Linked DNA regions of Mus musculus: region 2 is linked to region 1. A link is a loop called in an ENCODE intact Hi-C map of the cell type or tissue named here. Cell type or tissue: left cerebral cortex. All regions are shown on one strand.

Region 1 (2,500 bases):
CCCCCATAAGCCCAGGCTCCAAAGGAACTCCTCTTGGTTAGCGATGCAGCTGTGTTCTCTGCAATGTCTTTGAGCCATGGAAGATGTCCGTGGCTAAATGAGGCCCACATGTGTGAACAGGGTTGGAGATGCTACCTGCTGTGGCTCTCCAGCACCTTCAAGGGTGACGAAGCGAAGCGCAGGTCCCACAACTGAATCACCGGGAGTTGGTCGTCTTCTGAGCACAGCACTAACTGAGTGGCTATGTCTGGGTTCCAGGCCAGGCCCGAGCAGTTCATCTGTTAACAAAGAAGATCCCAGTGGGTAATGCATCGAACCTCTCAGATTATCAACCCGTTCTGCCCAATTGGAATGAGACTACTCTGAGGGTACCCTGTGTCTCCTCGGCAGTAAGTGGAGGCCACGAACAAACACAGAATGTGACAAAACCCAGGTCATCTGCTTGGCTTCTCAAGCATTCACTGTTTATAAGAACTCTGCTATGGGAGCTTGCATCCACACTTGAAAGTGGATCCCGGTCCCTGAGCAAGAGCAGAGCCCAGTGTTTGCAGGCGTGAGGCCCGTGTCCTGGTCACTACTCACCCTGCTGCTGTGGCTGCTGACTTTAATGATGGGCTCATTCTTTCTGAGATCCCACACCACCGCCTTGCCGCTGGGGTGAGCGGAAGCCAGGATGTGCTGGACTTGGAGGTTCCAAGACAATGCCTTGATGTCCTCTGGGGGGTTCTGAGGCAAGATGGTGAAAGAAACAACCTGCCATCACCTGAGTTAAGCGACATCTACCATTTTGTTCCTCCCAACGGCCCAGGGGAAGCTGAAAGGAGGCAGGAGATTCCTCCTGCTAATAGCCTTAGGAACTGGGATTACATTTTCCAAGAAAGATGCTTCAGCTATGGGTACAGAAGTGGGAGGGAACAGCTGGCACACCTGGCTTTAGCTCTAAGCCAAAGTTCTCTTAAAAGTATAGAGTCAAGGTTGAAAAGTAACCCTCGTCTGTAGGACAGAGGAGGAGAAATCTGAGAGAGGAAACAAAGAGCTCCTGAGAAAACGAGGCAGGAAGAACCGTATGACTCTCAGGGTAACAAGTGCCAACCAACCCACATTTACTTCATGATGAAGCACAAGACACAGAAAAGCAAAAAGGTAATCCAAGCTGCAGACTGACAGAGGAGGCATACGCAGAGGCAAACCAGACCTGAGAGCCGCACTCAGAGACAGCCCCTTCCCACAACAAAACAATGCTGGTGTGTCCTGGAATCTGCTCTCTCGTCTCTGCGGAGTGCAGGGCCTAGCCAGCCCTCTCCCCACCACTATGATACATATCACTCCTTGCCTGTCTTGGTGTCTTCTGTCCCCCCTTGCCCTTCACTTCTTTCCAGGAATTCTTTGAACAGCACTGACCACCGTGAACCACCTGCTCTGCCCTCTCTCCTGACTACTAGGTGACCTGTCCATCTGTGGGGTTTTATTGCCCTCCAGTGGTAAAGCTGGAAATCTCTGTTACTCGGCTGGCTCCACAATTCCAAACTTTACCTGGGAAAACCTGGCTGTACACCCTAAGAGGCAGCCCCAGGTCAGAGGGAGGAGGGAGCCCCTCACCTGTGACTTGGGTCCAGGTGTCATTGGGACACTCAGGTGGTTCAAATCCCAAATGAAGATCTCAGAGTCACTGGCTCCTGAGGCCAGGAGATTGCCCTGTGTGAATAAAAGATATTTCTAAAGACCTACCCCCAAACACACACACACACACACACACACACACACACACACACACACACACACACACACACACTCCCACCTCAGAAAAGGAGAAAGAGGAGGCTTGCATTTGGTAGACCCAGGGCCTCTCCCATTACAGTTCAGAGGCACAGCCTGAAGGCCACAAGAGAATGCTTCCATTCAGACATGCGTCGTCATGCCTTGACCAGGTCTGGTCAGCTAAGACACAGTACCTGGAAAGGATTAAAGTCCAAGGCTCTGACAGCTCCAGTGTGCTTCTGTTTCTGGGCAATCAGGGGCTCCTTCCCTGAAGAAAGGACGTGGGTCACATTGTATAGAGTCAGTGTGCCGTTGTCTCCTCCACCAGCAATAACCCCGGAGTTTTCCAGAAGCCCACTGCCAAAGCTTCCCCATATTAGCTTGTGAAACCTACAAAGGCAAAGAATCAGTCTCAGCACCGAGGCAGGCACATGTCATTATGCAGAGGACAGACATCTTCGCCAGCTTCTCCTATCATGCAGGCTTCCCCAGCCCAAGCCTGTATCTGCTTGTCTATTTTCTTCTTGCTCCAGACCCAGAAGGGAAGTCTCCCCTGCCCAGACTTGCCCTTTCTTTAGGAAAGAAAAAAAAAATACTCCAGGCTGGAGAGATGGCTCATCGATTAAGAGCACTGACTGATCTTCCAGAGGTCCTGAGTTCAATTCCCAGCATTCACATGGTGGCTCACAACCATCTATAATGGGATCAGATGTCGTCTTCTGGTGTGTCTGAAGACAGCAAC
Region 2 (2,500 bases), 350 kb before region 1:
TTTCAGTACCTACCTTCCTTACATGCACTTTGATGTGGAATGACATCAGTTGAGGGCCTAATCCAGGCAGAGTACCCTCTTTGTTTCTACCAACATCAGATAGGCAGACATCAGTTTCTCTTGAGGAGGAGATCAAGGCTCAAAGAAGTTTAAGTATCCCAACCTCTATGGCTAATGACTGGTAGCACCATTCCTTGAGGCAGGTGGACTTACTCTGACCGTGCTTCCTCCAGTCACTGATGGCATGGCCCCATGTGACCAGTTAACTTATACTATCATAACAGTCATGCAGGGGCTCACCTACAGATGCTCGTTGAAGCTCCCACAAGCATTCTGCTTCTTTCCTTGTCAATTCTAGAAATGTGCAGTTAACAAAGGCAATTTCTCCTAGTATCCTGATGAGGTAAAAACTCTACCTGAACCTTGAATCCCACTGAAAGAGAGCGACTATTAGGTTGGGGAGATGGCTTGGCGGGTAAAGGCACTTGCTGCAGAGCCTCACTACCTGAGCTTGGTTCCCTAAGAAACCACATGGTGGAAAGAGGGAACTGACTCTAGCAAGTTGGCCTCTTATCTTCATGGGTACCCCAAATATATATCTAAAAAACAAAACAAAACAAGACAGAGTAAGGGGAGGCAGATACACTTCTCCAGAGCCAGCAATGACAAGGTGCTATCAATCTGCATTTATTGATGGCCAAACAGGAGTCATAAAAGGCTGAGGGTCGCTATACTCCTTCCCAGCTCCATGGTAACCAGACCCAGTCTAGGTTATGGCTCAGAGCCTCTTTTATATAGGAAGAGTCCCAGGTGCACCTTTGAGATAACAAAAATGTTTCCTAAAACAAACAGCCATTGTTTCTGCACAAAGACGCCAGTGTTTCTCCCATCAACAAAAGGCCACAGCCATCCCTCCAAGAAGACAAAGGGATGGAAGCTCTTTCATAAGTATGGTGGTGGGGGCAGGGAGGTGGAGGGAGGGGTACGGCCATCATTCACTCCCCTGCACTTCTCTGCTGGACAATGGTGGAGACTGGATGGACCCCACTAATGTGGGCCTTCCTGAATGGTGGATCACTCCTGTGCTATTCATAAAGATGAGGATGACATTTTCCTGATCTTTGGCATGGAAATAATGGTATCTGTCCCTTACAGAAATGCAGTCATGGTCAAGTGAGGTCCTAGGTGCGAATGCTCTTTGTGGGGATCCAGGGCTGCATTATGACATTGTGAGGAGATTGATGGCTCCCCCATGTTGCCTGGCTAAAGAAGATAGCTCTGTGACAGCCAAATGAGTCACCAGATAGTCATTGAGTTCCTAGAGCAAAACATAAGGGAGAGGGCATTGGGTCCTGCTTTGTAGACCATTTTTCCCACTCCCAGGGTTCCCAGTTTCCAAAATGAAGACCCTCATTGGTAGTCCCTGCTGTGGTCTAAAATTCTCCATTCCTAAAATCTCCCTCTCCCCTTCACGATGTCTGTCTTGTGCAATTTATACAAAATGGGTATAAATAACAAAGGAGGGATAAGAAACTGTCTATCCCTACTATGAATCAAAACAAAAAAAAAATTAAGGGCAGATTGTTGTATCATTTTATACCTACTTAATATTAACACTTATGAATGAGAATAGCCAATCTTCATAGAGTCTTGCACTGCTGTGGTCTTATAGGCATAGCACTGGAATTAATACATGTAATGCTTTAACCGAGGCAAATGGCCACACACAGCACTAAGAGGATCGTCTCACACAGCACTAAGAGGATCGTCTCGTCTTTGGGCTTACTCTCTTTAGACGTACCCTGGGAACAAATTTAACAAAAGCAAGAGAAGGCAACAGGTCTGGACATACTTACCCATAATAAATACTTAAGCAGTAAGATACAATTTTAATTAATGAATTTTAATTTAATATAGCTGGTGATTATCAAATTAAAATACATCAACTACTCAGAAACATAAGAGAATACGGTTGATGTAATTACATGTGAAAAAGTAGAATGTGTATACATATGGATACATGTTGGTAATATAAAAAATTAGATGTCTTTAAACAGGGTGGGGGTGAATTATAAATAAAAATGTTCTTTAGCCTGGTGGTGACACAGGCTTATTAATCCCAGCACTCAGGGTAGCAGAGACAGGTGAATGTCTGGGAGTTCAAGGCCAGGCTGGTCTACAAAGTGAATTCCAGGACAGCTAAGGCTACACAGAGAAACCCAGTCTCAAAACCAAACCAAACCAAAAGTTTTTGTGATTTAAATTCAGCAATAGAAGAAAGAATGTAGGTAGCAGCATTCTCTTAAGATTCTACTTCTATTTGAGTAGGGGAGGGAGTTGTTGTCAAGTAGATGAGGATGGTAACAGGTGTTGGGGATGTGGACGAAGATGGGATGCTCATGAGGTTGAAGATGAGATGCTGATGAGGATGAGGGTGGGATGCTGATGGGGAGGAGGGTGGGATGCTCATGAGGATGAGGGTGGGATGCTGATGGGGATG

The links. Hi-C counts contacts between places; a loop is a spot of excess contacts. Peaks named below come from ENCODE experiments on the same cell type or tissue, not always from the same donor. Only the 100,000 strongest peaks of a DNase experiment are listed, where the experiment ranks them.
Region 2: it touches region 1 in a loop (2.2-fold over the local background); 3 of 42 quality-filtered maps call a loop at or near these places.

The regions. Positions count from the first base shown.
Region 1 is chr19:44,534,106-44,536,605 of GRCm38, forward strand. It overlaps Sec31b (Sec31 homolog B (S. cerevisiae)), which reads right to left. Exons shown (of 26, transcript NM_001033343.1): 4 at 1,953-2,148; 5 at 1,600-1,695; 6 at 583-726; 7 at 136-278. Among named protein-coding and RNA genes, the nearest start is that of Sec31b, 10 kb to the right of the region's middle. In left cerebral cortex, a CTCF peak has its summit at 1,477 (motif pointing left); no DNase peak of the experiment used is centred here.
Region 2 is chr19:44,183,613-44,186,112 of GRCm38, forward strand. All of the region lies in intron 2 of Pkd2l1 (polycystic kidney disease 2-like 1), which reads right to left. Among named protein-coding and RNA genes, the nearest start is that of Pkd2l1, 7.6 kb to the right of the region's middle. In left cerebral cortex, no CTCF peak of the experiment used is centred here; no DNase peak of the experiment used is centred here; H3K27ac peaks cover 440 bases.